Regions from separate parts of the Mus musculus genome. Here all the other regions are linked to region 2. Evidence: chromatin loops called from intact Hi-C (ENCODE). Cell type or tissue: left cerebral cortex. All regions are shown on one strand. Links, peaks and the distances in the headings refer to the core of each region. The heading gives the core; the rest is flanking DNA. Region 1 overlaps Diaph3 (diaphanous related formin 3). Region 2 overlaps Diaph3 (diaphanous related formin 3). Region 3 overlaps Diaph3 (diaphanous related formin 3).

Region 1 (10,946 bases), core at 2,464-7,463, 100 kb after region 2:
TTTACGTTCCTGAAAGTTGAAGAGGAAACTGAGATAAGGACACTTGTTTTTACCCTAAGGCGGCCATGTGTGGGAAGGAGGAAGACAGTTCACTAAGGGTATGCTACAGCTCGATGGAAGCTGGGTCAGAAAACTGAGCACATCCTAGGGGAGGGGGACTCAGCATGGGGCAAATGGCTAGAGGCCCAGAGGTTTCCTGGACAGCCACACCTTAAGGACTGGCTGGGAGAACAGCGGAGCGGCTGGAACAGAGGATAGTCTCTGCTGACAGAGCTTTACAGCTGGGCGTCTGGAGGCCAGTGAACCACCTGCAGACCTCAGGCATGAACAGAAAAGAGCAGGGGGCCAGAGGGAAGGAAGCCGATGCTGGAGAGGGGCAGCTCATTGAAGAGAAGGCTGGACCGTGCTGAGGAGTCTGGAGTGTATCTTTATGAGTGATGAACTCCCTTTAATTTAGAAAGCATTGCTGTCATATTTCTACCCAGAAAAGCACTCTGCGACAGTCACCTCATGGCTTGGCAGAAAAGGAGAGACATGGTTAGGGTGTTCAGATGACAGTGGTGACAGTGATAGTGTCTAAAAGAGGAAGAACAGAAAACTCTTGCTCTGCATCTAAGGGGCTTTTATACATAAAGATGAGGATCAGTTTCAGGTTGCTGGCTTGGGTTTCATGATGTACATAGATAGCACTCATAAAAAATGGGACCATCTATGGTAATAAAAGAAACTGTGCCAGGGAGGGACCTTAGTTTGGGATGTATCCAGATTGACAGGAGATAACCAGTAGGTATTAAAAACTGATTAGAAGGACGTTGGTTAATTAGATGATTAACTGATTCAGAGGCCTGAACTCAGGGCACAGAAATTGCCTAATTGATTAATGTACAAATTAGAAAGGAAAAAGTCAAAATATCACTATTTGCAGATGATATGATAGTATACTTTAGTGACCCCAAAAATTCGACCAGAGAACACCTAAACCTGGTAAACAACTTCAGCAGATATAAAATTAACACAAACAAATTCATAGCTTTCCTCTACTCAAAGGATAAATGGGATGAGAAAGAAACTAGGGAAATGACACCCTTCACAATAGTCACAATATAGAATATCTTGGTGTGACTCTAACTAAACAAGTGAAAGATCTGTATTATAAGAACTTCAAGTCTCTGAAGAAAGAATTCAAAGAAGGTCTCAGAAGATGAAAAGATCTCCCATGCTCATGGACTGACAGGATTAATATAGTAAAAATGGTCATCTTGCCAAAAGCAATCTACAGATTCAATTCAATCCCTAGCAAAATCCCAACTCAATGCTTCATATATTTAGAAAGAGCAATGTGCAAATTTGTTGGAATAACAACAACAACAACAACAACAACAAGAACAAAAAACCCAGAATAGCAATAAACTATTCTCAATAATACAAGAACTTCTGGTGGAATTACAATCCCTGACCCCAAGCTATACTACAGAGCAATTGTGATAAAAACTTCATGGTATTGGTACAGTGACAGACAGGTAGATTAATGGAATAGAATTGAAGAGCCAGAAATGAACACACACACCTATGGTCACCTGATCTTTGAGAAAGGAGATAAAAGCATTCAGTGGAAAAAAGACAGCATTTTCAACAAGTGGTGCTGGCTCAACTGGCAGTTAGCATGTACAATAATGCAAATTAATCCATTTTTATCTCCTTGTACAAAGCTCAAGACCAAGTGGATCAAGGACCTCCACACAAAACGAGATACATTGAAACTTATAGAGGAGAAAGTTGGGAAGAGCCTTGAACATATGGGCACAGGGGAAAAATTGCTGAACAGAACACCAATGGCTTCTGTTGTAAGATCAAAATTTGACAAACGGGACCTCACAAAATTGCAAAGCTTCTGTAAGGCAAAGGACACTGTCAATAGGACAAAATGGCATCCAACAGATTGGAAAAAGATCTTTACCAAACCTACATCCGATAGAAGGCTAATATCCAATATATACAAAGAACTCAAGAAGTTAGACTCCAGAGAATTAAATAACCCTATTAAAAAATGGGGAACAGAGCTAAACAAAGAATTCTCACCTGAGGAATACTGAATGGCTGAGAAGCACCTAAAGAAATGTTCAACATCTGTAGTCATCAGGGAAATACAAATCAAAACAACCCTGAGATTCCACCTGACACTAGTCAGAATAGCTAAGATCAAAAACTCAGGTGGCAACAGATGCTGGCAAGAATGTGGAGAAAGAGGAACACTCCTCCATTGTTGGTGGGATTGCAAGCTTGTACAACTACTTTGGAAATCAGTCTGGCGGTTCCTCAGAAAATTAGACATAGTACTACCGGAGGACCCAGCTATCCCATTCCTGGGCACATACCCAAAAGATGCTCCAACATATGACCAGGACACATGTTCCACTATGTTCATAGCAGCCTTATTAATAATAGCCAGAAGCTGGAAAGAACCCAAATGTCCTTCAACAGAGGAATGGATACACATAATGTGGTATATTTACACAATGGAGTACTATGCAGCTACTAAAAACAATGAATTTATGAAATTCTTAGGCAAATGGATGAAACAAGAAAATATCCTGAGTGAGGCAACCCAATCTCAAAAAAAAAAAAAAAAAACAAAAAAACCACACATGGTATGTACTCATTGATAAATTGATACTAGCCCACAAGCTCCAAATATCCCAATACAATTCACAGAGCACATGAAGCTCACAAAGCAGGAAGACCATAGTGTGGATTCTTCCATCCTTCTTAGAAGGGGGAGCATAATATTCATGGGAGCAAACACGAAGACAAAATGTGAAGCAGAGACTGAAGGAAAGGCCATCCATAGACTGCCCCACCTGGGGATCCATCCCATATACTGACACCAAATGCAGACAGTATTGCGGATGCCACCAAGTACTTGCTGACAGGAGCCTGAAACAGCTGTCTCCTGAGAGGCCCTGCTGGATCCTGACCAATACAGATGAGGATGCTCACAGCCAACCATTGGACTGAGCACAGGGACTCCAATGGACGAACGAAAGAGCTGATGGGATCTTATCTGGTATCAATGGGAGAGGAGGCCCTTAGTCCTGTGAAGGCTCGATGCCCCAGTGTAGAGGAATGCTAGGGTAGTGAGGCAGGAGTGGGTAGGTGGGTGGGGGAACACCCTCATAGAAGCAGGGTAATGAGGGATGGCATAGGGGGTTTACAGAGGGTAACTGGGAAAGGGGATAACATTTGAAATGTAAATAAAATACCCCCCCCCTTTTTTTTTCAAAAAAAGAGTGTTTAAAGTGTGCTACTAAACAAAATTTACAGGCTCACATTTAACTCAACCTTCCAGAAGGGAAAACAAAAACAAACAAACAAACAAACAAAAAACAAACCCTGGCTGTTAGTCTACGATGCCTTCGTGAATTAGTGCTCCGTGCAGCTATTTACAGAAGCCTTTCTTGGTACAGTGTCTTAGCCCTTAACCATCTAGATTAAAGCACAAAATACTATTTAAACCAGAGAGCAAAAACGCAGGAGTAACTTCAAACGAAATCTCTGAACTTGTTTTAATACAGAAGAAATGTTGAAATTTGAGTCAAGGGGTGTAGAGAGCCAATGTTCATTGGAACTTAACCGACAAAGACAACAGCAGAGGAGACCTCTCTCATGCTGCACACAACCACAGACTATAAGCAATGGGATCGGGGATAAAGTAAACCATAATAGTTCAAATGTTCCATTTTCTTTTCCTATGCTCATTATTCCTCTAACGTGAACGCATGGGAGTTAGAAGCAAAAAAATTATAGTGTTTCCTAAGGAAAGCCTCTTCTACCCTGAAACTGACCAGTGCAAAGAGTTATTAGTTCTTGTGGTTGGCTTTCCATTCCCATTCTGACCATGTTTGGCCCTCTATACCTTCCCAGAGCTATGAGATGAGTTCTTTAATAGAATTTACCTTAGCAAGCTATTGTCAGAATTGAGTTAACCTGTTTAAAGACAGTGTCTCCACCTGGTCAGGGCAGATCCACATTAGCTGGTATTACATTTAATACTGTGACTCTCCCTGTTCAGCTGATTGGGATTTGTAACAAATCCATCCTCCAGATGTAGCTCTCTCCTGTGAGACTATGCCGGGGCCTAGCAAACACAGAAGTGGATGCCCACAGTCAGCTATTGGATGGATCACATGGCCCCCATTAAAGGAGCTAGAGAAAGTAACCAAGGATCTAAAGGGATCTGCAACCCCATAGGTGGAACAACATTATGAACTAACCAGTATCCCCTGGAGCTCGTGTCTTTAGCTGCATATGTATCAGAAGATGGCCCGGCCGGCCATCAGTGGAAAGAGACGCCCATTGGTTGTGCAAACTTTATCTGCCTCAGTACAGGGGAACGACAGGGCCAAGAAGTGGGAGTGGGTGGGTGGGGGAGTAGGTGGGGGACTTTTGGGATAGAATTGGAAATGTAAATGAAATAAATATCTAACTAAAAAAAAAGAAAAAACAAAAAGAAAAAGAGCCCAAATCCATCCTCAACCACTAACTACGTCAGCCCCTGCCCACTTCAGCTAGGAAGGCTAGAAAAGCCAACAACAAGAAGCTAAAAACACCCATTTCCCAGTCTCCCTGCCAGCAACGCTAGAGACGCCATGCACCGAGGCACTAGACATGAGCAGAGTGCATGTCCATAACTATTATCCCATTTCTCATGGACCGGCCTTGTGGCAGCTCTAACTGCAACTGTAGAATGCTGCCCCCTTCTGGCAATCAAAATATTAACATTAATGATATGTTGAGTTGCTCCAGGCAATACCTAAGAATATTTGTAAACTTAAGTGAAAATTTTTATAAATGCAATGAGATGTGTAAGTCACAGTCAGCATGTGATGGATTTCATCTTATCTAGATTTTAATTTAAATAATTTCATGATGGACAGTAAATAAGGCTGCACAGATTACAATTATAAAATGAATGTTCTCAGAAAAAGTTTTACATCTATTAGTTATGGGTCTGCGTGTGAGTGTGGGTATGGGTGTGTGTTAGAGGTCAGAGGACAACTTGCTGGAGTCAGCTCTCTCTTCTACCATGTGAGTTATGAGGACAATACTCATTTTGCCAGGCTTAGTGGCAAATACTTTAGCCTAACCAAAGTGCTGGCCCAAATAAAGGATTATTTATGTGTGTTTTTGTGGTTCAACAAGAAAAAAGTCATTTTTGGATGTTACACATACATACAGACACCAAGGCAAAATAATAATCTAAATACTGGCATCACTAATATTGTAGATCATGTAGTCATGAGGAGGGTGTACCTATAATATCAGCTCTGGGGGAGCTGAGCAGGAAGGTCAGGACTCAGACCAGTGTGGGATATATATATTTTGATCATATCTCAAAAACAACCCTAAACTGATGCATAAGCCTAAGAGAGGAAATGTGATGGAAAGACTGTAAGAGCCAGAGGAGCGGGAAGTCTGCCATGAGGTCAGGAGCTACACCCTGAGTTTCACTAGCAGGACTGCCTGAACACAGACAACAACAGCGACCCCAAAGTGCTCTGGGAAAAGCCCTCAAGCCTCCATCACATACACAGAGAACTACGGCGAACTATAGAATATTAGAGTTGAATAGTCTTCCCGGGGAAGAGAATGGGCAATCCAACAGCAAGGCGCCATCCCTCAAAACACACATACAAGCAACATTATACAGACCCGAGCAGGCTGTACTTAGAAATATATATTTAAATACATATGTGTGTAAAAACTATTAATAAAAAAGGAGGCCATGGAAGGAGTTACAGAGACAAAGTTCGCAGCTGAGACGGAAGAAAGGACCATCCAGAGACTGCCCCATCTGGGGATCCATCCCATATACAATCACCAAACCCAGACACTATTGCTGATGCCAGCAAGATTTTGCTGACAGGACCCTGACATAGCTCTCTCTTGTGGGGCTTTGCCAGTGTCTGGCAAATACAGAAGTGGATGCTCAAAGTCATCTATTGGATGGAACACAGGGCCCCTAATGAAGAAGCTAGAGAAAGCACCCAAGGAGCTAAAGGGGTCTGCAACCCTATAGGAGGAACAACAATATGAACTAACCAGTACTCCCCAGAACTATGTATCTAGTTGCATATGTAGCAAAGGATGGCCTATTTGGCCATCAATGGGAGGAGAGGCCCTGGTCTTGCTCATAGGCCCCAGTACAGGGGAATGCCAGGGCCAGGAAGCAGGAGTGGGTAGGTTGGGGAGCAGGGCGGGGGGAGGGTATAGGGGATTTTCGGGATAGTATTTGAAATGTAAATGAAGAAAATATCTAATTAAAAAAGAAAGGCCATGGATTTGAAAGAGAGCAATGAAGGATATACTCTGGGGTCTGAAGGGAGAAAAGGGGAGGGACAATGGTATAATAATAATATCAAAAAATAAGATAAATTATTAAACAAAAACCTAAAATGAAACAAAACTCTCCCAAAATTATAAGCCCAGACTTTACACATAAAAACAGTATACTGAGTACTGTAATGTTACTTTTCATTTCTAAATTTATAATCATTAAGTAGGAAAATGATTTGGGGATTATAGTTTTTGATTACTGCATATAAATATCTAATAAAACTGTCTTCTGAATATTTAACAGGAAAACTTTGTTTTCAAAACCAAAAAAAAAAAAGATAAACATATTACAGCCCACAACTTAGTAGGACTCATGCAACTGATGTATAAATTAGTAATTACAAAATATTACATTAAGAAATTAAATAGCCAGGTGGTAGTGGCTCACGCCTTTAATCCCAGCACTTGGGAGGCAGAGGCAGGCGGATTTCTGAGTTCAAGGCCAGCCTGGTCTACAAACTGAGTTCCAGGACAGCCAGGCAGCCAGGGTTATAGAAAGAAACCCTGTCTCGAAAGAAAAAAAAAAAAACCAACAAAGAAAAGAAATTAAATAGATACACAAAGATTTGAAAATTCTTAAATGTGCACGAGTTGTCCCTCTTCAAAGTCTCTATCACAAGAGTAACCATGACAGAAAACCACAAGTGGACACAGTGTGGAGATCACAGACCCTGAGGGACCTAGCCCCAGAAGATGCATCTACATCACAGCTCTTGCATCTATGGCTCAAGAAGCATCAAATAGATTGTAAATGTAGAATACCTGAAGGTCTGTTGTGAAACAGTCTCCCCTAGAAATCCTGCAAAATCAAGACTGGAATAATGGCAATATCAACGGACATGTTAACACGTAAGGTAATGATTCTTTAGGATCACAGTCCTAGACAATGAACTATAGGCAAGTAATGACTCATGGGAGAAGTAACCTCTCCCAGAGATGAGCCTACTATATAGGTTTTCCAATGCCAAGTAGTCAGCCTTGAAACCATGTATATACCACCACCAAAAATGGACTAGGTAGGTTACATTTGTATATACTAAGCATACAGATACACACACACACACACACACACACACACACACACACACACACACACACGTAACAATAATAATCAGAGACAAAGAGGGTACCAAGTTAAGAATTGAGGAGGATGCAGGAGGGAGTCAGAAGAGGGGGATGGGGAGGAGCTGGGGGGAGGAAATGAGGGTTATAGGTGATATACTTTTATTTCTACTAAGGAGATATTAAAAATGAAATAAAGAATCTTTTCTAGGAAAGAGAATATCAGATAGTATTTTCTCGGAATTCTTGTCCCACAAGAAGCCATATGTCTGAACGAGTATGTTGCAAGTGAAGGTAAGAGCAGTTGGCTCTGTGGTCAAATGACTTTGGACACCAATGGGTTACATGTATGGGTTCGGGTGATGCCTATCACATGTGTCATGAGAAGGAAAAGCCCATTCATGCTAAGAGCAGTGTTTCAAATCAGCAGGGCATAACAAGACATCTAGAATCTACTATCCTGACAGCAATCTGTCCATCTTGCTAATAACATCAAAATAAATCTCAAGTAGATCAAACATTACAACTCTAAAAGATTAATCTGTAAAAGCAGAGCAGATAGGAAGGAAAATAACTTTCATTAGTTCTAGAAGATGAAGATCTTCAATGAAAATCCCAAACTCGAAAGTCGTATAGACATCTAACACTTGAAAGAAATAATAGCCTACACATGAACAATAAAGGATAGACTGGAAAAGCATTTGAACCATGAGTAACTCACAGGGCTGAACATCATTAAAGCATGTGCATCGCAGTAAGATAATGGCCAATAAATCCATAGGCAGGTAGTATATTCAAGGAACTATCCCTTAAAGTCACTCATCTCTAAAAGCTCAGAATTCACAAGTTGAAATCCTAATCTGCAAAGTCCTGGTGCAGAAAGGTGGAACTTCAAAGGGATCAGATCCTGAGAATAGAGCCCTCCTGAGTAGGATTCATCTGCTGTAAAACGCCTTTGTGCTGTCCACCATGGGGACACAGAGGACAGTATTGTCCCCAAACACTGGATCTGCTGGTGCCTTGATCTTACAGAAGTCAATTTCTGTACCTACCATGTTACTAAATTATGGTATGCCATTGTAGGAACTTAAATAGAAGCTCTATACAAAGGAGTACCTTACTATATTTTTCATAATTTAAGATATTCCAAGTAAACTAGTGGAAGATAATATCAATATTAGAGAATGTTAGGGACAGAGGCCAGATCAATATTAGAAAGTATTACAGCAAGGTGTGGCTGGAGAGTTGACTCTGTGGTTAACTACTGACTGTTCTTCCAGAAAACTCAAGGTTTAATTACCAGCACCCATGCTGTGGCTCACAACCACCTGTAACTCTCACTCGGTTCAGTAGTTCTAACACCTTCTTTTGCCCTCCATCAATGACAGGCATGCACACGATGCATCAACATATATGCAGTCAAAACACAAATGCACATAAAAATGTAAGAAGTTTTAAAAAAAAGGAAGTAGTAGTTCTTGGGAAAGCAGGGCACTTCTTGCACTGTTGATAAAAATGAATGCAATCTCTTTGAGGAGTAATTTAACAATGCCAAGAAGAGGTATAACTGCACGACATATGAAAAAGTTTTTATAAGAAAATTATCCTATATATACAATTCACTTTGTTAAACAACATGCATTGTATTGTTTATAACTGCAGGAGGCTAGAAACATCCTGAATGTTCACATGCAAGAGACTAAATGATGATACCCATATTTTGGATACATAGGTATATGAAACAATAGTGAAATATATTTAAGCTGTACATGGGGCCACTTCTAAAGCACAGTTAATGAAATGGAGGGTAGTTATTTTATCTGAAGTTATCGAACAGACATTTCTCTGATCATTCATAGCTCTGTCATTTGACAAAAATGACATTTTTCATTACTATATTTATAATTACCACCAGGTGGTAAAGCAAGGCACCAAACAATTTTCTAGTGATTATTATTAAAATCTATGCTTATTTAAAATGATCTAAAGGATTGTGTTTTTAGGTGTTGAAATCTGATGAGTGTATTCTTTGTGAACACTCTAGCAATCAGTGAAGAGAGCAAAACTTAGAAGTCGTCCATCACTGAGTCCCTGGTAAATACATCCCCCTTGTGGGCCACTTGTGTGGACCCTTGTGGGTCCAGTGTGCTGAGCAGAAAGAAGCCTTCTGCTGTTCCCGAACCATAGAGTGCCGTGGAGTAAGGTATCTCTATCAACTTCCCACTGAAAGGGTGTTAGCAGATGTTTTGTGTGTGTGGTTTTTTTAACTATTATTATATTAGTGAGGAATTATATATGAAGAATATAGTCTTCATTTTTTTTTTTAACTTACAAAGTTTTTGGACAAAGAATGAAGAGATTTTAGATGATGAAAAAGCGCAGTTCATCATCAAAGATCAGAAAAAAGGAAAAGGGCGAAGCTAGGAACTGGTGTCTAATTTCACAGGAGTCGTTTTCTTCCAGGAGAAGCTGAGCTAAATGGACACGAGGCTCTGAGGAGTCAGCGGGAGGGGCTTGAACGCAGGAGGCCCAGAGGGTCCCTGACAGTCATGCTCTTGACAGCAGCAGATGGCCTGCACTGGAGGAAGGGGAAAATAAGGTCAGGGAGGCGGGCCTGGGAGCCTGGATTCAAGGCTGAAGAAGTGCCACAGAGTATTTTTGAAAGGTGTGAAATAATCAAGACTGTACTTCACTGTGATTAAAGCTGGCATGGTGTGAAGGTGTCAAGCCTGGGTGGCTGGGAAAACGGTGGTATCATTAACCCAGAATGAGAACATGAAAATCAGGTTTTATGTGGAACATGATAAGTTAGGTTTTAAATGAATTGATTTTGAGGTGATGGCAGAATATTCAAACTGTTTTGTTCAGGAAGGAGTGGGAAATAGCAAACTATGAAGTCTGCAGTTTAATCCAATTCTACAAATCAAGTGTTCAGGACTAAGTGTTAGGCACTGAATCAGCCCTGAGATGCTGGTCTCTGGGACTTACCACCTGAGAGGAATTTTCATCCATAATTAGTGACTACCTGTACATGGATGAAGCAGAGTGCTGGCCCCCTGTGCAGCTTAGTGGCCAGAAGGATTCCAAACCCCAGCTAAGAGCATTTCTGGAGATTATATATTAAATATACATACACACATATATATAATATATACATATATAATATATGTGTATATATGTGTATGTATATATGTATTCAAATATATATTTAAGTTTCTGGCCAAATGTTTTTACTTTAAATCAATGAACCCCATAGATAACACAGAAAACCCTGGAGACTTGTGGAATAGCATTTTGGGTTTTCAGAATGTTCTTGGTTAAACCTACTTCACTATTGTCAATCTTACCTAAACAAAGGAATTTATGGCCTCCAGTTCATTTCTAGTGTGACTTCTTGACCAAAGCACTATAAACATTTGTTGTCTTTTGCTTTGTTTCTACAGAGATATATGGATTTATTCTATTAAATTATGGTGCTCTTTCTCTATGCC
Region 2 (10,946 bases), core at 3,022-8,021:
TGTTTCACTCCATTCCAATATGCTTCCTGGGTTATCCAACAAGCACAGAGAAAAGCGCTTTAGGTAGGGACAGTCAAGCATGAGACTGACACAGAAAACAAACAGGTCTCAGCTAGGCGAGTAACCTCTGCCTACAGCAGATGGGAGAGGCAGTGAGGAGTGGACTATGCAAACTGAAATTCGGGGTCAGGTTACTCCAGGGGGAGGTGCTCGGTTTCTGTCCTGTAATGTGGTGACAGTGCATCTCAGGGCCTCAAAAACTACTTCAACGTGTCTGTTATTATCTACAGCAGCATTAATAGAGACAAACATTGGGCTGAGAGAAAGCGGTGCTTCCGTGTGCAATGTCTCACTGTGATCTTGCTTTGTGTGGAAATGGACAGTTACACGTGCTCGGAAACCTGGATTATGCGAATGGGAAAATAGACAGAAGACAGAAATTACAGTCCTACTCAGAAAACTTGAATTCTAATGCTTACACATCTATTGCTGGTACTGCCCATGATGTGACATTTTCATGTAGCCTCCTAAGCACAAGGGGACAGTGTTGCCATCTAGGGATTTTTGTTTTACTTAGTAGTGTGTATACCATGGGAGCCAGAAACATCTAATTTAGAAAACATGATTCTCTATGTTTGCAGATGAAGGTGGCTTTTCTTGATGGACATCCTATGTCAGGGTGAGGTCAAAGCAGATAGACCGGCCTGTTTAGATGTCCCCGACAGAGCTCAGTAGTGTTTCCTTGCCCTGGATTGATGGTACCAGGATTGATTATACAACCTGGTATGTGTTTCGAAGAGCTCAGACTCGTCTATGTCTATAAAGGAGATGGAGTACAGAACTTGACTAGCAGATGCCACCAAAAGGGAGCAGCCCAGGCTAGTCCACGTCCAGCTCCTAGTGGCAGGATGACAACAGTAAAACCTGCAGTCGACCTTTCTCAGCCTCAGCTATTACAGGTTGATTGCGGGTACCACCCTCCTTCCAAGCACAGTTCTGTAGAGTTAACCCGGGAAGAAGTGCTAATACGGTTTGAGTTACTATATGCTTGCACCCTACTTACACTGTCCTATCTGAGACCAAACAGAAAAAAGAAATCTAAGCAAACACCTTAATCACAGGTTGTAGGCTCCCCAGAGAGACTGATTTTAAAGGATTCTGATGGTATCTGTTCTTCTAAAATCTCACTTCATGTTCTCTGCTGTTGAAGTTCATTATCAGATTCCCTTAACAGGGCCTGTGTGATATTTTTAAGAAGTATGATATCTTTAACAGGTATGAAGTAGGAGGCAATATAGTCGAACGTATAATCATTAAATACAGAAAACCACGACAGCCTTAGGTCATGTTCAGGATGGAGGGAGAATATAACTGAGGGGAAATGTCTGCTCATTTCTATCGTATATAGATTCTGGGTGGCGCTGGGTGTTGGCTGTGTCCCTGGTGCTGGAGCTACAATCTGACTTCTCATTGTTTCAGCTAAGTTAAGAATTATCGACCTTCATTTTAAAGGTGAGATTTTTTTTTTGATCAGCAAAATAACTGAGGCAAGGAGGGCCTCTCTTTGAAGCTGTCCCTTTTTAATGAGGAAAACAGAAAAAGGAGTTGGTCAATGTCGCATCAGTTATTTTCTTGCAAATAAAACACCCAGTTTGGTTTCTATGAAAGCCCAGGCTGTCCTGGGATCTCTGAAAAATTGGTTGCTGTAAACAGCTCATTTTTAATGCTGCCTTGGCTGAGTCCATGCTTTCTAAGACTCCATGGACACACAGACAGATCGGACCACACAATTCCCTCCTTCCGTTTACTGCTATAGATTCCTGCCTCGGGCTTTTCTTGCCAGCAGGGACTGTTAACTCAAAGACTTGCTTCCACTCTCTTCCTGGGGCTTTGGAATACCTCCTGTCTCTATGGTAACACAAAACACAAAGCACTAGAAATGTACCATACAGTGGGCAGGAAAAAAAAAAAACACGCCTCAGAGTACAGTACTTTTGGTAAAGCTGAAGAAGGTGCTGACGGCAGGCAAACAGACGAGGAAGGATAAGCAATTAATTGTTCCTTCTTCCATTTGTCATACAGTCTTTAAGAGCTACACGTGTCATCACAGAAGAGACCTTGGAGTCTGTCTATGGAGCTGTATAATCCACATGGTATTTGAGATTAAGAAACATGTACTGGGGAGCCACGATAGCCATATATGTCTAGGAATTCACAGTTCATTTAATCATTGAGAGAAATAAGTTCTCTATCAAATAAGCCCCCACATTTATATGTTATGAAAGACATTCTAGATACTTTCAAGTATCCTGCAGCCGGCAGCAAGGGTCACTGATCTATATACAACAGTTCTAGAAATGACCACAATTTACCCTCAGTTATGTTCTCACTTGATCTTTTAGATGACTTAAAGCTGTTGAACATTTTTCTGGATTTAATGATTGTATTTTCTACTATATTTCCTCTTTTTATACCTGTTAATGTTTTTGCTTAAGATATCATGCAAGGTTTTGTTCAAGGGTCAGGACAATTATATCAAGAACACTGCACAGAAAACTCTAGTGTGATGTACTGTAAAGATAAGGCAAAAAAAAGAGATGAACCTCACATGGTAAAATCATCTCTTAGTTGCCACAGTATAACATCTCTCCCAGTTTTCTGGAGCAGGGCACCATAATAAATGCACATTTATTATTGTGTCATTCCTGAATAATTAGAACACTCAGATCCCTAAGTTATTGGACAGTTCCAATCGTTTCTGGTCACAGACAGCATTTCTAAAGTTTTTCTCTGAAACATGACAATATATATGAGGAGCCTTAATGAAACCAACATAAGAATATTCAAGAAGCCCCACATTTACACATAAGAAAGACATCCACACTGGCATCTAACAAAACATCCCATGTAACACTGCTGCACGTGCATTGCTGCTGGAAGCTGGCTGGGAGGAGGTCTCCTGAAGATGCGTGCAGACTGCTGCTAACGGCAGCTGGGTGCTCCATTTCCAGGAGCTGCCCTCACAGTGAACAGGAGTCCATCCTCTACACACTGCCCTCTAACATAGACTAATGGAACGTCGGGGGAGATAATCTCATTAGTAGTACTCCTACTTTAGAAACTCAAATTTCCTTCCCCATTTCTCTCTCTTTTTAAAGACACCCCTGTACTCAGGGAGGCAGGCAGAGCCTTGGTACAGAAGCCAACTTCCTAAAAGCCCCCAGTAAACTAAGATGTAGCTACAGTTATAGCCACTAGAGGTCAGCCAGTTACACCTGTCACTAATAGATTTAGTGAACAATATTGTACCCTGAATAACTTTTAGTGATTTTGAAAACATGGAATGAACATTCCTTTGCAACCATTACATATAGCAGCATACTTGAGAACTATCTGGTTTTTAAAACCTTTTGTGAATGGTCCTTCTTTCCTATACTGGCTCACATTTTCTTTGGAAGAGGAAAGAATGCAATGTGATGAGTATGTCTCTCTCTTTTTTTTTTTTTCTTAGAGACAGGGTTTCTCTGTAGTCCTGGCTGTCTTGGAATTCACTCTGTAGACCAGGCTGGGCTCAAACACAGAAATCCGCCTGCCTCTGCCTCTGCCTCTGCCTCTGCCTCTGCCTCTGCCTCCCAAGTGCTGGGGTTAAAGGCATGCACAATTAATAGGCTCTTGCGATGTAAGAAGGCTGCAAGAATTGAACTGCAGGAAAGCGGAAGTCTGTAGTTTCACCAAGTTCATTTTGGTGACAGAACTTTAGTGAACCTCCACACTCAGTCTACTTTACTCTTTGAATGCTCTGTGCATTTTCTTCTTGTACATACTAATCTTATGCATGCACAGACCTAAGTATTAGAGGTCAGATTAATTAAATGAATGAAGTCATTGTCAAGTCAGGTTTGCTACATGATATACTAGATATGTGCTAATGACATAATTATGAACTGTAACAACCCACAGAGCGCTTAGATTTCATACATTACACCTCTGACACAATTATATCCACATTCTCAGTGTCTTGTCAACAAAGCATCTACAAGCACTTCCCTCCATTTTTGGCTGCCAAAAAAAAAAAAAAAAAAAAAAGGGCTGCAATCAAATTCTACATTCAGTGTCAGGTGGGTAGACACAAGCTTGTTGTCTTATTTGCATTCCTACACGGTTGAATAAAGTCTGAGGAAGGAGGTTTTGATGTGTAGAAACCTTCTGGGGCTTGGGGAAGACTAAGTACCTGCTCCAATCCATGCTGCTGCTGCTGACCTAACATCTATAACAGTAACTGCAGAAGGGGAGGCCCGCAGCACCACTGCATTAGTGCTGGGACCCAAGAGAGAACTATGGACTCTTCATTTTTACCCACACTCTTTCTGGCAAATGCCTTACAAATTTATCGAGCTCGCTCTCCAGCGAGAGACAGCTAGGAGCATCTATTTCCAGGGCCCGCCTGTGCTCAGGCTGTGTCGGGTCCTGACTGATCCTATACCTGCCGCTCTGTACCTTGTTATTCACAGAAGCAGTAAGCCCACGGATCAGATTTGCTAATGTCTGAGAAGATACTCGGTTACTGATGCTAGGGCACATATGTTTCTATTGTAACAAGTACTACTTGTGTCAATGGCAGGTTCAGAATCTTAAACTCACTCTCTAAGCTTTCCAATAAAGTGAGAGAATGGCAGAGGCCTTGATTTGCTTTAAATGCCAAAGCTCCAGCCCAGTGCTTTCTAACTAGCGGCCGACACTGGATGAAAATGGTTTTATTTGTATCTATCCAGTAGGCTTTCTTGTTTCTGATAATCTAGTATCTCTAGAAATCTCATCAATAGTCCCTCCTGATGGCCACGATGCCACCCGCCACCAGATTTCTCTTTCATGTTCATGCCCTGATCCGCCTGCTACATGTTCCTCTGATAACAAGAATACATGCTATTGAGAGTCTGTGTTCTTTCTGTCCTTTGTGGTATTAGAAACAGAAGTGTCCATTTTATTCTAAGTTTCTATGGTCCTGTTATAGTTATGAATACAATATGGACAATTTGCTTTTGCTCATTTACTGGAGTGTACAGTGCCTATACAGCTAGCTGATGCTGGTGTCCGGAGCACAGTGCACAGTAAACAGGCTTGAAGCATGGTCTTTACCTCCAGCAAGCTGCCAATCTAACTGCATCTACAAGGCCTGGATACCAAGCTACTTGCTTTAGCCTTGCAGCAAACAACAGAGGACCTAGAATAGAACAGTGTTTTAAGTGCTGCCTTCTTCCTTTCTGAGATAGGAGTTTTCTATGTAACCCAGCATGCCTCAAACCCCGTATGATTCTCTTTGCCTATGCCTTCTGAGTACAGGGATTTCAGGTATGAGCCACCAAACTTGGCTCTGTGCCTCTAATTATAAAAACGCTTTATTAAACGTGATTTATGTTATTCCTTTTGACAAAAGTCAAGCTCCACGTTTCTTAAATAATAAAGCGGAAAGCTTAAGTACTATGAGTGCGTTAGAGTTCACAAGAAAGGGCAATTGCAGAGGTCAGTGGTGACTGAAGGGGCCTCTAAGGAGTGGATGGTGAGGATTAGTAGCTAGAGGGATCTGAGGAGACCAATGGACTAGTATCCCCTTCACTGAAACAGAGAGGGAAATGCAGGTATGAGGTATGAAATATCCACATCTAGACCGGCTTATACAGTACCAACTGGCCTCTACTGCAAGAACATGTAATGAACTGAGCTGACGCTCCAAAGGCTTGCTCTGAGATCCTGACCTGGTTGAGAACCATGTCTCAATGAGGTCCTCTTCTTCCTCTCCTGGGCTGGTACCGCACAGATAGTAAAAATCAAAACAAGACAAACAAACAAACAAACCAGTGCTCAAACTTATCAGTTTGCCTCAAGTCTCTCTCCAGAGAGAGGCTCAGTTGCCCACCCACTTCACAGCTAGGAACAGGGGAGAAGTGATTTAGCACAGCACCGTGAAGAAAGGCTCCGTAACTACAGGCTCTCTGCTCAAGGGATCCCATGCATTTCTGTCCTAACAAATCCCAAACATGAGATATATTTAAATGTCTTCTCTACCAGACTCTGTAAAAGAAGCTCTTTGTCTCATCTTTTGGCTGTGTTCTCTGTGTGCTTGGCATGACAAAAACTTTCTGTTACATCTCCCAGCTTGGTTCACAGACTACATGAGGTTAACATCACTATAGTACAGGAAAACCAACCAACCAACCCAAAACCTGAAACCAAGGAAAACCAAAACAACAATAGCAGCAGCAACAAACAAACCAACCGACCGACCAGGAGTTTAGCTAGTCTTTGTGAGACGTGGACAGTTCTTGGTTTGCAGGACTTTAGCTAGTCTTTGTGAGACGTGGACAGTTCTTGGTTTGCAGGAATTTAGCTAGTCTTTGTGAGATGTGGACAGTTCTTGGTTTGCAGGAGTTTAGCTAGTCTTTGTGAGACGTGGACAGTTCTTGGTTTGCAGGACTTTAGCTAGTCTTTGTGAGACGTGGACAGTTCTTGGTTTGCAGGAGTTTAGCTAGTCTTTGTGAGACGTGGACAGTTCTTGGTTTGATGCAGGGATTGACTTGCTTCTGAGTCTCCAGGTTCAGAGGGCCCTGACTATCTCCTTTTGCAAATTGAAAGCCTTTCCCTGGAGGCAAGGCTAGCTTTATCTCACCCCCTGCTGCCTACACAGATTTAGTTTTAACTGAGCTTACTGCCTTGGAACAACCTTTTCATTTATCAAGTGCTGCTTATTGATTTGTTTGTGCTTTGGTTTTGCATGAAAGAAAACCAAAAAACCACTTCCTCTTGCTCATCTGCTGAGCTGCAGACTGCACCTGTGACTGGATCAGCAGCATAGGTTCCAGACACTGGAGGACTTCCATCTCCTTTCAGCTAGGTCATTCATATGTCCTTCAGAATTCTCTTACTCCCTTCATTTCTACTTCACTTTCTGTTTCTAAAAACAACAACAAAAACACTTAACCAACCAAACCAAATAAACAAACACACAGACAAGCAACCCCCAAAACCTGATCCAGTAATTCAAAGGGTTCATGCATAAAAGCTCTTCGAACTATACAGACCACCTGCCCACGATGTGAATAGAAAGGACTGCTAGGGATCTCCATGCAAGCCTTGAAGGCCACACTTGTGGGCTTCTTCTAACTATTAACAATAGACAGTAAGAGGTATTCTGAAAGAAGGGTAGCTTTAAGTTAAAACAGAACTACCTGCTCTTTGACAACATTCAATCAGGAAAAATTTCTAAATGTATTAAACTTAAAAAAAAAAAGGAAGGGGATTTCATTTCGAAGTCTTTCAATGCAATATTTCTTAGGAAATCTGGTATATGCTTACATATATTATCATTAGACTCATAGCTGCAGTGATAACTCCTGTGATAAGTATTTATGTGATAATTTGATAGGAATGAGGTGGGTGGATATCCAAACTCTGAATGACAGAGGTGGTGGGAATGCCAGCTGTAATGCTTATGAATTACAGTTCATCATCAGTTAAAGTTATCTGACAGCTTCCTGATAGAGCACACTTACAGAAATATCAAGCCTAAAATTTTTGAGGGTCTAGAATTATTTAGGCAAAAAAGAACCAAGGAAGCTTTCTGGGGGGCCTGAAAGAGGGAAGGAGACTCTGTCTTAGAGGTACAGTTACCATTCTCACCTTCAAATATCTTGAGTGAGTGAGACACATTTGTGACCCACCCTTCCTTCCTTCCTTCCTTCCTTCCTTCCTTCCTTCCTTCCTTCCTTCCTTCCTTCCTTCCTTCCTTCCTTCCTTCCTTCCTTCCTTCCTTCTTTCATGGGGGCGGGGCTGGTGATGAACACATTATATTCATGAATAAATTAGAAATGAAAGAAACTGAAAAAAAAAAAAACGATCCAGTGAAATCTTCGGTTTGAGTAAACTGTAGTCCCTTGTTCTGATTCTTGAGAGTTCCAGAAGTTTCTCTAATTTTGCTACTTTCTGAATACAGATCTCATGTGAGCAGGTGTGGACACAGCAGCACATTGAGTGCCAGGTGACTCCTCCTCAGAAGTGGTGACCAACAAGAAAATTGAGTCCATGAAGCTATGTGGATTACTCTAGTGACAACTGTGGGAAATAGCATGACCAATGAAAATTCATAGTCTCAAGTTCAAGTGGCACCTTGCCATTATCTGAGTGATGGACAGTTGCTCTATTCAAAGGGTGTCATGGCTATTCTAGAAGTAGTTAATACAAAGTAATTGTCAACTAGGATGGAAGGATGACAATGTTGTTGGCTGTGTGGATAAAGAACAATGTCCTGGAGCTACAGAAGGCCTAAGTAGCATTTGGCTCAGGGATTTTTAATATAAGTATGAAGAAGGTCAAGAAATGCATTTTTTCTTTTTTAATTATAAATCTCACTTTTATATGGAACCTATATGAGGGGCAATGAAACCAGAGATGTTAAAGTAAGTGTCTCCTTTGTTCTTTTTGTGTGATAAATGCAAACTTATATTTAAAGTTAACACTTCAGTAGCCACAAGTTGAAAATCCCCAAACTGTATGTAGCACTCTGGCTTTATGCCATGGTTGCTGAGCTGAGTGTCAGGAGGAAATAGAATAAACTAAAAAAGAAAAAAGAACAGCTTTGTGATGTCTAAAATCTTTTCTATTCTGAAGTTCTGTGTTTGTATATAAAAAGAATAAAAAATAATGTGATAAACATTTACTGGTTAAAAATTTTTATAGAAGAAATAGCATCTTCCCCTAAACACGAAGCTCAATTACTAGGTCTTTCTTTTGAAACACAGGAAAATGTCACTACTCTAATTTCATACAATTATGGTTGCAGGGCAGTTCTTTCAAAACTGTAGGCTTTATTTAGGATCTTGGAGATGCCATATAGCTCCTTAAAAAAAAAAAATCTTACAGTGTAAGAATAACACCACCAACTGTATCTGTTCGAATTTACACTCCATTTAAGAAGTAAAGTGCACAGGTGGCTGTCAGGCCAAAGAGTTCTGAGCTCTGAAGGAACAGGCAGAGAAGCACTTCAGGCTTTTCATGGTTTAATCGTATTTAATAAACTTAAGAATGTTTTCCCACTGAGATAATGTATTAAAATATACTCACTGACAAACAGGGTCTTCAGTTTTCAATGTATTCATCTTATACACACATTTACTTTGTTATAATGAAGATAATCTCCGAGTTCCTTTGGGCAAGAGATACAGAAAGCTTTGTGGATGATCAGGAAGCTTTTTGCCTGGCTCATGTCTAAGAGTTTACTTTACAGACCGGGAAAGCACAGCCTACAGCAGATCTTATCATCACATGGTGTCGGGCAAACGTGTGCTGCAAACAAAGAGCTGCAGAAACAGTCTTCTGAAGTGAACAGACACCGCCCAGCAGTGACAAACGCAGCGAAGACCAAACCTTTCAGGATCCTGAACAAGTGATTGTGTATACAACAGTATCAGCTTAGAGCAAGGAGATGCTGGGGGTCTGTGCAAAAGCACCAGCCATTGCTTTTTGTCCTATTTGGTTGGGATTCCCTGTAAAGAGTGAGTCTAGACCAAGAGGCAATATTAAAAACAAAAGGTTAGAGATCATCATGGGACATTAATTATGCAAAAGAAGGCAAACTGAATTTAATCAGAAGCGGCAGACTCAGGGCAGGAAGAATTTTCTCTTTTTGACAGAAGCAGTTAGGAAAACATTTATGGTAATACCGCAGCATCTGCTGATTACAGGCAAAGCTGCAGGACACCAGTGTTAAATCACTGAGCCATCCTGACAGCTCCTGGGTACTCCAGTCACATCGACAGCAATTTACAGGGAAACTCATCCAAGTCTGAAAATCAGCCAACATGCTTAAACCAGAAAGAAGTAATTCAGATCTGACTTCAAAGGAATTATAGCTGATAAAACTCTGATATAAGCATTGTCCTAAATACACCTACACAGCACAGGCATGGACATGCATGTACACACGCACATACATGCACACACACATATTAACACTCACTTTAGGTTTATTAGTTAGCTTAGTGATCAGCAAAGTTTATTGGAAAGATTTTATGAAGTCAAACACACAGGAAGTAGAATATTAACTATTTTGGCAAGAAGTCAGGGTGAAAGCGGATTCCTCCTCCTGGCACTTCAAACTTAAGACCTGAGAGGACTTGGTGCATAGAGTGATCAGAATAATTTAAAAAAAAATAGCCCTCTAACTTCCTGGCTAAGCAAATATGGATAAAATAAAAAGTTTAGAGAGAGAAAGAATGCACAGCAAAGTAACAGGTTCTTTAGCAAACTGCCTCTAGCCATGACAACCACATGCCATTATTTTATGGTAATTAAGATTATAGAATGCTACAGATATTAAAATTAACTCAAACATGTGGGTGTTGCATAGAGGTTTCTAGTGACCAAAAGCATACTCGTACTTAAATTTCCATATCTGACACCAGAATCCAGAGAACAAGAGTACTAAAGCCTTCTGAGACTAACATGTACAAAAGTAAACGCCTCATATTTTATCAAAAATAAACACCAGAGATTTTCTTCCTCCAGTTGCTTTGGGAGTCCAACTAAATATTATTCATAATATGAGAGAGTAAAGAGGAGGAGGAGGAAACAAAAACTTTAAATGACTATTTTGAAAGAAGCCATTGACACTCTGGTCACAAGGGATAGAGCTATTGTCATGTTTTTCTCAGCCAGACAAATGGTTTCAAAATATGTTTACTACAATTAGTCACTAGTACAATATTCATCTGAAAATTTAAAATATGAGCTACTTTATTCAAATTCTTTCCCAAACACTTTAGAAATGCCTTTGCACTTCTACTTAGATATAACCCATGGATGGTAAACCTGCACTGGGTAATTAAGACCACTGACAAAAAAGAAGACAGTAACTGAAAAGGTGAAAAACTAGCTCGATTGAAAAAGCCAACCTA
Region 3 (10,946 bases), core at 2,749-7,748, 220 kb after region 2:
GAGAGGCCCCTTGGTCTTGAAAACTTTATATATCCCAGTACAGGGAAAAGCCAGGGCCAAGAAGTGCGAGTGGGTGGGTAGGGGAGCAGGGCTGGGGGAGGGTACAGGGAACTTTCCGGATAGCATTTGAAATGTAAATAAAGACAGTATCTAATAAATAAATAAAAAAGAAAAGAAAAAGAAGTTTACAAACTCAAGGATTCAGAGTAATGGACAAAGGTCAAGCTTTTATGATCTTAGGTGGAGCATAATTCTACAATATATACAGGTAGGAAAGAATTGCTTAACATTCCAAACACATGTTCTCCACATACAGAGAAAGATCTGTGGCTGTGACTGACTATGGATGTAAGCTAGGACACCTGGCAGGTGCTGACCAGTAACAGAAATTGGGAGCAAGCTGGCAGGAACCTGGAGAAGATGCTAGACTCCACCCACTGCACTCACATCTTATCCAGTTGACAGACAATGCAGACTATGGATTACTAAAGAAAAGAGGAAGCAATGATTGGGAAAAGTCAAGTGTATTCTTAAAGAAATTATACCAGGGGCTAGAAAGATGGTTCAGCAGCTTACAGCACCGGCTACTCTTTGAAAGGATCCAGGTTTGATTCTCAGCATCCACATGTGGGCTCCCAACTGTCTGAACTGTTTTCAGGAGAACGGACACCTCTGGCTTTTCTGAGTACAAGGCATGCACATGAAACATATGCAGGCAAAACACTCATACACATAAAAACAAAAAATAATGACAGTATGGCAGAACATGCCCATGCCTGTTACATTTTAAAATATAACTGTGTGAATCATGCCTTATTTTGATCTAGACATTTGTGAAGCATTTACAGAGGCAAAATGTAAAAGTTACAGGAAGCTCTGGAGGCATTCAGCCTGAGAAAGTGGAGCTCCCATATAAATCGGGAGCCCCATTTTCCTCTGTCAGTCTTCTCTAAAGGTGTTTCAAGAAATTATCCTTTGTGCAACAAATAAAATGAAAAGCTAATTCTGGCAAATAACAAAATAACTTGTTTGTGATGCACATTTACAAAATGAAAAATGACGGCTTCCTGAATTAAAGGTCATCCAAATGTCCACTGAGTACTGTAGGTTAGCGAGAAGAATATACTTTCTCATCCACTGGCTTGTTTTTAATCAAATTAAAGTGAATATTCTAACAACACCTTTTTATAAAGTGAGTGTAAAGAACACTTGGTTTGAGGTTGGCAAGATGGCTCAGAAAATAATGGAGTTAGGAGTTCAACTCTAGTGACCTGAGCTCAATCATAGAAGTCACGTAAAAATGAAAGGAGAATCAACTCTGAAAGTTATCTTCTGGCCTGAGCACCTTGGAATGTTCATGGCCCAAAACACGATCATAATAGCAAAGTTTTTTTTTGTTGTTGTTGTTGTATGTGATAGGGTTTCTCTGTGTTGCCATGGCTGTCCTGGAACTCACAAGGCCACCAGGCTGGCCTCGAACTCAGAAATCTGAGTGCCTCTGTCTCTACAGAGTGAGTTCCAGGACAGCCAGAGCTACACAGAGAAACCCTGTCTCAAAAAAAACAAGTTTTAATGATTCTATGTATTTTGGGTTTTGTGCTATGATTCTTCCATGTTTTCAGTTTAGGCTGCCCCCAACTTCTTCCTGGATTCATAGAATCAATATCATATGTTCAGTACATTCTAGAAGATGAACCATAAGATGATAACACAGTAGCCTAACAAAATATTCTGAGCGTAAATGAAGACTCTCAGTTGTAAACTAACACTTAGAATCCAGTGTAGTAAGACACATTTGGAAATGTGCAAGGGATACTATAGAAACAGAGAGGAAAGATGCTGAATTTTATGCAAAAGAATAGAAGTGTTGAGACATTTTCCAGAGAGAATGTCTCAAAGGGTAAAGAAAGGAAATACAGCATACTAGCAGTGCAGGCTGTGTTGCCTTTAGAGAGCAGCAGAATGTTTGGTGGAGAAGCCACAGACAACAACGGGAAGCTGGAAGGAGATGGCTAAAGCTGATTCCTGAGAAGACAATGCCACAGTGTGGGAAGCCACATGTGCTGTTGCAGAGTGGCGCTGGCTACTGCTGGCCACCATGCATAAGTTTGGGCAAACAACCAATGTGTACATATGCAGTAAAATTTTTTGCCAAGATACTTCCTGGCCCAGGTATGATAATGAGGTATGATAATGAGGTTCTGTGAGGTACTGAGAGAATAACCAATCAGATGTAAGACATGCAAATGAGGTACGTTAATGAGGTTCTGTGAGGTACTGAGAGAGATTAACCAATCAGATGATGAACTTGCAAATGAGGTAGAATGCATAACCAATCCGGGTGTGAGACACGCCTCTCCTAGGCCTATATAAGCAGCACCAGTTCTGGGCTTGGGGTCTCTTCGCCTCAGCAATCAAGCTCTCCCAATAAACGTGTGCAGAAGGATCCTGTTGCAGCATTGTTCTTGCTGGCTAGTCGGATGCCCACAAGACAACAGGAAGGCTAGATTCTGGTGAGGCCCGAGGAGGCAGTCCAGGACGACTTGCATGTTTGTTATTCTAAATGTGATTGTGGTTGCAAGCCCAAATTACTAAAAGTCTACATATTTAAAATGTGGTATTTACAGTCTATTTAGTTATATTTCAAAATAGCATTTTAAAGGCCTGATGTCAACCCCAAAATTGTAGACACCATTGTGAGAGCCATGTGGAGTAACTAAGAGAACATAGAGAATCTGTGAAGGATGACCAGGGCCAGTCACTTTTCTCTGCTACATCTTTTTACAATACAGTTCTCCATATTAACTGAAGAACTACCAACCAAGTCTGTTCTTATTGTAGACAGACAAGACTCTATAACACTGTGCATGCCTATTCTTTACTTCAGTCCACCTTGCTTTATCTACTTATATTTCCTATATACCCAGGCTAGCCTCAAAGCTGTCCCAATCCACACGCTCACTTCTTGAGTGTTGTATGGCACCACACTAGCACAATTTGCTTCAAAATAAAAACATCTAAACTAAAAGGTGAAGATGGCTTTATTACTAAAGGAAAAGACAGGTGAGCGCAATGAGAATATTGAGTATTCCTATGAATAAATGGTATATCATAAAGAGAGCTCTAAGAAAACATAGAGATAGGCAATGCAGGGGGAATATAACCAAATACTACCTCAAATCTAAAAATAAAAGTGATCAATAAATATTATTTCAATATTATGAACAGTTAAGGCCACCACACCCCAAAAAAAGAAAACTAATATTAAACATGGTTCACAGTACAAGAAAAATAATTCTAGCTTACATAGATCATATAAGGATATATTTGCTTGCCCCAAGAAGTTCAACTCAGGATAGAGCAGCAGATAACCTAAAACTCCCACAGCAAGCCACAATGCCGCATCCCTGCAGTCCCAGGCCTCTGCAGCCTGAGGCCGGAAGCTCATGACCTCAATGACAACCTGAACTACTGAGAGTCTGTCTTAAAAAACAAACAGCAACAAAGCCCTAACAGAACCAGAAATAACTATTGACCAACTTATGATACTGCTACCTAAAACATAACAATACAACTAATATTAATAACAAAAGTTAGCCATTATAAATATTTTTTGATTATGTGATAATGTATATGTAACTACTACAGTACACTAATTAATATTTGAAACAAAAAAAATGAAGGTAGACTTATTCTACTTCATGTGGTATGCAGAATTATTGTTGTTCAAACATATCTACATTTTAATTTCCAAAACAGTTGAATACACTACCTGATATGGCCAATCAAACTGACAAAGATCCTCACAGAGGAATGTTACCTTGATTCATCTGGCAGATTGTTATTACAGAATCCTTGTCACAAAGCAACAGTGTCTGAGGAGTTATGGTCGAAAAAAAGAAAAATCATGCTAGGCTATAGGCTAAGGAATGTGGGCTTCATTTGTAGGTGGAAAGCCCTAGGCCCCACAACAGGAGTTCAACTCAACTAGCTCTCTCTCTGTAGTTTTGATTATCATCCAAGGTTGCAAGATAATCAACTTGTTATTTTTGAAGCAACTAGTTTGTGGTAGGTTCTTAGAAAAGCAATGGGAGCCGGGCGTGGTCGTGCAAGTCTTTAATCCCAGCACTTGGGAGGCAAAGGCAGGCAGATTTCTGAGTTCACGGCCAGCCTGGTTTACAAAGTGAGTTCCAGGACAGCCAGGGCTATACAGAGAAACCCTGTCTAAAAAAAAAAGAGAGAGGGAGAGAGAGAGAAGAAGAAAGAAAGAAAGAAAAGAAAAGAAAAGAAAAGAAAAGAAAAGAAAAGAAAAGAAAAGAAAAGAAAAGAAAAGAAAAGAAAAGAAAAGAAAAGAAAAGAAAAGAAAAGAAAAGAAAAGAAAAGAAAAGAAAAGAAAAGAAAAGAAAAGAAAAGAAAAGAAAAAGAAAAGAAAAGAAAAGAAAAGAAAAGAAAAGAAAAGAAAAGAAAAGAAAAGAAAAGAAAAGAAAAGAAAAGAAAAGAAAAGAAAAGAAAAGAAAAGAAAGGAAAGAAAGAAAGAAAGAAAGAAAGAAAGAAAGAAAGAAAGAAAGAAAGAAAGAAAGAAAGAGAAAGAAAGAGAAAGAAAGGAAGAAAGGAAGAAAGAAAAGAAAGAAAAGAAAGGGAAGAAAGGGAGAGAGAGAGAGAGAGAGAGAGAGAGAGAGAGAGAGAGAGAGAAAGAGAAAGAGAAAAGCAATTGGAAGCTGTGCCCCATTATGTATGAAAATGGAGCTAGGACGGGATGGGAACAAATGAACATGAACATCCAAGCACAGAAGGCCATACAGCTAGTGAGGAGTAACTAGACTTCAAGCTGGACCACAATGCTGTCAATTTAAGCACAAAGGTGAGTATGGGCTCATATTTCAATGAAAAACTAGGTGATACAAAGTGACCTATTCAAAGTCATAATATAGGTTATGAAATTCGAAACAAGAATTTAAAAACAGTGTGGCATGAAAATAGTTTTCATTGTGTAATGAAAAGAGGTTCAGGACAAAACACCTTTTAATGTATTCATGCATCCATGCATTTACAAATACTAAGGAATAAGAAGCCAATTGTTATTATGACAATTAGTGTAAAATGAGGTGGGGGAGGGGCAGTCAAGGGACATTCACATTGTCTTCAATGTTCTTATGTTATGAATTTTCCATCAACATTATGTTTTTTTAAAATAGCATTTTAATGCAGGGAGTATGCAGGAACTTTATACAACATTTTAGAATAACAATAATAATCAAGAGTCCTCTACCTCACAAGGTTTGAAAGCCCTGCCCTACAGTGACACCAAATGGTAACAGATCAAAATACAATGTAGAAAGAGGACATTTGTAGGATTCAGTCTCCTATAAATTCTTGATTCCTTTGAAGAGCAGACAGATTAACAGAATTAAATAATATGGAGACAAATACTCAAAAGCCCAGGGTTTTTAATCAAAGGAAGTCTAGTATACCAAGCTTCAAATGCAAATTTTTAGGTTTCTTTCCAAACTGCAGCTAATCTTCTGATCCTGTTGAATATTTACATAAATCATTTTCACACAGTTAAAGCCATGCCACTGTGAACACAGTGATTTTACCTAACGGCTTATTGATCAAAGAAACCCTACAAATATAAGAAACATACTCACACAACTAAGTCAGGTTACACTCCATGACATCAACCTTGAATAAGAGACTGTAGTTCGGGTTGATGGGAGAAGGAAGGAATCTAAAGCACAGTAGGCAAATGACCCCGTTAGCCCAAGCTCCTAGGGACTGTATTTTCATGTCTTAACATGAATAAAAAAGAAGCTGATAAGAGAGGACTCCACTGCATCCACATAAGAACCCAGAACCTTCAAAAATGTGGCCAGAACCACCATTTCTCAGGAATTCAATGAAAGCTGGTTCAGATTATTTGATTTATTTTTCATGTACTAAAATCTGCTAGAAAACAAAAAACTAGTCAAAGTATCAATACGTTCTGGGATATAGAAATAAAAGTAAAGTCATAACATAAAACTTTGACTCCATATTTAAAAATAGGTACAAATTCCAAACATTACCTCCACATAAAAATGATGATAGGCAAGGCAGGTGATAGATAGGGTCACTTCTCAGAATTCATCTCTATACATAGTACTTTACAAATACATGCAGTTACGATATATCAATTACTATATATCTATCTATATATATATTACTATATATTACTATAATGGTTAGCAAGCTAAGAACTGAGTGTATGGTTCAATGACCCTGTGCATGCTTGCAAACTATGAAGGGTCTGAGTTCAAGAGCAAGCATCACCCATAACAATCGCTCTCTAGGAAGCTTCTCTATCACCCACTAACATACGGCCCATGAGTAGCCACATGTAGACATCACATAAGTTGTTTTATCCAGGTCCACTCAGAGCAGCATGTGCAGAATTCGTTCAGAAAAGGTGCATAAGATGTGAATTACTATAAAGATCAGTTGAGCAGCTAAATCCTTAGCATTGCAATATATTGACTAATCTAAATTCAGTTAAAAATTTTAATCGAAAAGACAGGTAGTATTGGCATTAAAGAATTCTCCCAATTTCAAGGGAGAATTAGATATAGAAATGAAAATCTGAATTATCAGGAAATTGGAGAATACTTACACATTAAATAGTGACAAATCTTCAGGAATGTAATATATGATGGGACTCAGCAAAATGGTTCAAATATCAATAGACAGAATCTTTCATCTCAACCATGACACTGATAGAAGCTTACATACAGTATTTCTAATAGTCAAATTGTGCATCATACTCTAGAATGTTCAAACATGATATAAAAAACTTGTACATATTTTTTGGTCCTCACCTCATTGTCTGGTAACGACAGTGGTACCCATGTTTGACTATGCTCATGGTGCACATATAGTTTAGCAAGTATAATGCAAATACCTTCAGTGAACTTGTTCATTATCTGTTGTTTGTATATGTATTTAAGCAGAATGCATTTTCTCAAAAGTCTGTAATTTGTATGAATCAGAATAATGAATTTCCATACCTATTAATCTCTCTAGCAAGTAACACAACTAAACTTTAACTATCTTTTGTCGAAATGAATATGTTAGCAGGGAATCCTGTGGCTTAGCAGGGAACTGAGCAAATGTGGAGGGAATATAGGTCTCCAAAGCAAACGGTAGGCCAGCTAGAGCTAGAGACATCCTGCCAAAGAAGGAAGGAGAGAGGGGTGGGGACAGAGGAGAACAGTGAGAATCTGAAGTGGCAGTGTCTCTCTATAGCACCCAAGAGAAGAGCCACAACTCAAAGGGGAAAGCAAAGGACAACACAAGACCTGGCTCCATACAGGAGAGTCAGAAGACAGAGCCAATAGTAGAGCACCCTGACTAATACCATTCAAAAAGAATAGTACTTTAAGTTACATTAAAATGCAAGTATGATTGCTTTCTTCTCTTTCCCAAGTGAGAATGAGATACTTCAGCTTGTTGAGCCTTTTGAATTCTGTGGATTGTATCTTCTGTATTTTGTATGGGTTTTTTTCTTTTTTTCTTTCCTTCCTTCTTTCTTTCTTTCTTTTATTTATTTAATTTTTTTTTTGGCTAATATTCACTTAATTGTGAGTGCACACTATGCATGTCCTTTTGGGTCTGAGTTACCTCACTCAGGATGATATTTTCTAGTTCCATCCATTTGCCTGCAAAAGACAGGATGTCCTCATTCTTAACAACTGAGTAGTATTCCAATGTGTAAATGAACCATATTTTCTGTATCCATTCTTCTATCATGGGACATCTGGGCTGTTTCTAGCTTCTGGCTATCACAAATAAGACTGCTATGAACATCGTGGAACAGGAGCCCCTGTGGCATGGTGGTGCATCTTTTGGGTCTATTCCCCTTCTGGACCCCCTAGATCTCTCAAACACTGGACCACCAAACAGACAGCATACACCAGCTGATATAGGGCCGCTAACATACATATAGTAGTGGACTCCCAGGTCTGTATTCATTCACAGATGATGCACCTAACCCTCAAGAGACTGGAGGCCCCAGGGAGTTTAGAGGTTAGGTGGGGTGGGGGGTGGGGCATCCACGTGCAGGTGGGGTGGGGAGGAGGTGTGGGATGTGGAGCAGTCAGAGGGTGGATGGGGAGGGGCAGGGAATGGAATATGGAGTGTAAAAAATGAATTATAAATAAAATTAAATTTTGAAAAGGCAAGTATGTTTTTAATATAAAGGTTAAAAATCTGAAGTCTAGATAAGTTCAAGAAAAAATCTTAAACTGTTGTAGGAATCTTATAAACAACAAAATTGTATCCAATTTTCTAAAACTATGACATTATCATTAATATAAAATTAATAAACTCCACACTCATTTCGCCTTAATAGAGGCACCAAAGTGAAATTGAGTTTTGAATTCAGAAAGAAAAGGAAATGCCCGTCATACTGTGACACCTCACATGCTTAGCCTAACATAACCTTTATACTGTAATGGAGTCTGGGGCCTTAGGGAAGGTTCTCCTGTTTGACTGGGTGTAAAAAGGAGAGGTGCAACAAGGGTGGGGGTGTAAAGAGAGTAGCTGGGGGAAGGGGAGCCAGACTGAAAAGAGGGGATGACAAAAAGAAAACAAACAAACAAACAAACAATTCACATTTAATCAACGGTTCCAGGGAGTTTAGAAGTCAGGTAGGGTGGGGAGTGGGGGGTGGGGACATCCTCATGGAGACAGGGATGGGGGTGGAAGGGGTGGAGGGAGGAGGTGTGAGATATGAATCTTCAGAAGGTAGTGGGGGGGGGCGTGGAGGAAGAGTCTGGAGTGTAAATAAATAAAAAAAATTAGGTACTTTTCTGATGTTAGTACTAAAAAATCAAGAAACTGAATAGTACACTCAGGACCACATATGAATGTAGCAGAAATGGAATAGGCTACCTTTATATAAATGCTGGGACCACACAGCTTCAAAAGCTGCTACATAGGTATATGGAGAGCTTTGTCTGACATCAATGGGAGGGGAGGCCCTTGATCCTAGGTGGAGGTTTGATGCCCCAGCATAAGGGGCTGCTAGAGGGAGTAGGTGGAGGAGCACCTTCATAGAGGCAAAGGGGAGGAGGAGTAGGAGAGGGGATGGGATGGGGGGAGGGCTGTGGAGAGGTAACCAGGAAGGAGGATATCATTTGAGATGTAAAAGAATAGAATGACTAATTTAATAAACTTAATTATATAAAAAGCATCTCGAGCCGGGCGTGGTGGCACACGCCTTTGATCCCAGCACTCCAAGGCAGAGGCAGGTGGATTTCTGAGTTCGAAGCCAGCCTGGTCTACAAAGTGAGTTCCAGGACAGCCAGGGCTATACAGAGAAACCCTGTCTCAAAAAACAAACAAACAAACAAACAAAGCATCTCCTGCAGAAGGACCTAATCTAGGACTGCCTGAGAAACCAAGGATTGCTGATGTAAACAATGCCAGCCAGTGAAGAACTGCTGTTTAGAAGAGATGCTTTCTAGGGACCAATGGAGGCACAGGTGGAGGATATTAAAGGAGCTTGCAGCAGCTTTCACATGAGCTCGCCACTGTGTTTCCCACCTGCTCCCAGAGTCTGTGTCTTGATTCCCTGCAACCTCACCTCCAACCACCAAGGGCAGAGAGGGTCAGGCAGTGTGTAGTCCAGGGCACAGGCAGCTGACTGCTGCAGCTCTGTCCAGACTGTCAGAAGGATATACTTCCCAGGTCACCAGACTTCACACAGAGCTATGACCAAGTTTGGAATGTGCAAGTTCCTGCTTGAGTGTTAGTCCCCACCACTCACTATCACAATACAAATTGTTATCAACTTCATGGGATCTAGAAGAGTGGTTCTCAAGCATCCTAATGCTGTAATGCTTTAATTCAGAGTGGTTGGGTAATGCTTTAATACACATGTGGTTGGTGACTCCCAACCATAAAATTATTTTCATTGCTACTTAACTATATGTTTGCTACTGTTAAAAATCATAATGGAAACATCTTTGTTTTGTGATGCTTGTAGGTGACCTCTGGCTGACAAAGGCCTGTTTGACCCCCAAGTGGGTCCCAATCACTAGGTTGAGCACAGCTGGTCTGGAATCACCTGGACAGAAATTTGTCTATTGGGGCAGCTTCTAGCCTGGCTTATCTGATACAGTAACAAACCCACTAAAGATGAGAAGTATTAACCTATGATGCCAGGTCCTACACTGAAAAGTAGAAAGAAAGAAACATGCCTTCCCCAGTCCTCCTCCCTGTCATTCACCCCTCTCTATGCTAGCTAGCTTCTTGATGGAGGATGCAATGTAAGTATCAGCCACATTAGACTATGGGGTGTGGTCTTAAAGTGAACAAAAGGAAGAAACAAGCATGCCTTTCCCACCTCCTCTCAGCCCACACTAACCCAGTATCATCATTCTGGAGAACAGAGTGAGTAAGAGCTTAGCTCTTGCTGCCTCATGCGTCCCTGCCCTGGCGTCCCCTCCACAGTGGCAGATACATTTTCTATCTGTGATTCACAATGAACATGTGCTGTTGTCAAGGGTTTTGTCACAGCAAATGGGGAAGATGTAAAAGTGTAAAATCTAATGGAAAGGTACAAAGCATCCATTCTAAATTGCTAACTTAAGTGTATAGAAGGTCACTGAGATGCATAGAGCTTAGCTCTGATTACTTATGCTGTGTGTGTGTTATGTGATTTTTATCTGTAAGTTGTTTTATGAATGTGTTTATAAAAATGAAAACTTATTAAAGTTTAAAATTCCAAACTTTAAAAAATAAATAAATAAATAACACATGGCGAGAAGAATGAGGAATTCTCTGCTTCATTCCCTAATCTCTACATTCTATTCCCAGAGCTTTATGGGTAAGAAAGCTAACTGTCACTGGAAAAAGACAAAAAACAAATTTAACTGAAAGAGCCTACAATATGTCTCTACATTCTATTC

What was found. Hi-C counts contacts between places; a loop is a spot of excess contacts. Peaks named below come from ENCODE experiments on the same cell type or tissue, not always from the same donor. Only the 100,000 strongest peaks of a DNase experiment are listed, where the experiment ranks them.
Region 1: a loop joins it to region 2, with 3 times the contacts of the local background. A loop is called at or near these places in 15 of 42 quality-filtered maps.
Region 3: it touches region 2 in a loop (2.2-fold over the local background); 3 of 42 quality-filtered maps call a loop at or near these places.

Annotation. Positions count from the first base shown.
Region 1 is chr14:86,777,044-86,787,989 of GRCm38, forward strand. The region is part of intron 25 of Diaph3 (diaphanous related formin 3); the gene reads right to left. Among named protein-coding and RNA genes, the nearest start is that of Gm33025, 12 kb to the right of the region's middle. In left cerebral cortex, for the core only: a CTCF peak has its summit at 4,748 (motif pointing left); a DNase peak (open chromatin) is centred at 4,733.
Region 2 is chr14:86,675,355-86,686,300 of GRCm38, forward strand. The region is part of intron 27 of Diaph3 (diaphanous related formin 3); the gene reads right to left. Among named protein-coding and RNA genes, the nearest start is that of Gm33025, 110 kb to the right of the region's middle. In left cerebral cortex, for the core only: a CTCF peak has its summit at 3,255 (motif pointing right); DNase peaks (open chromatin) are centred at 3,149 and 6,084.
Region 3 is chr14:86,893,801-86,904,746 of GRCm38, forward strand. All of the region lies in intron 20 of Diaph3 (diaphanous related formin 3), which reads right to left. Among named protein-coding and RNA genes, the nearest start is that of Gm41222, 27 kb to the right of the region's middle. In left cerebral cortex, for the core only: a CTCF peak has its summit at 5,311; a DNase peak (open chromatin) is centred at 5,266.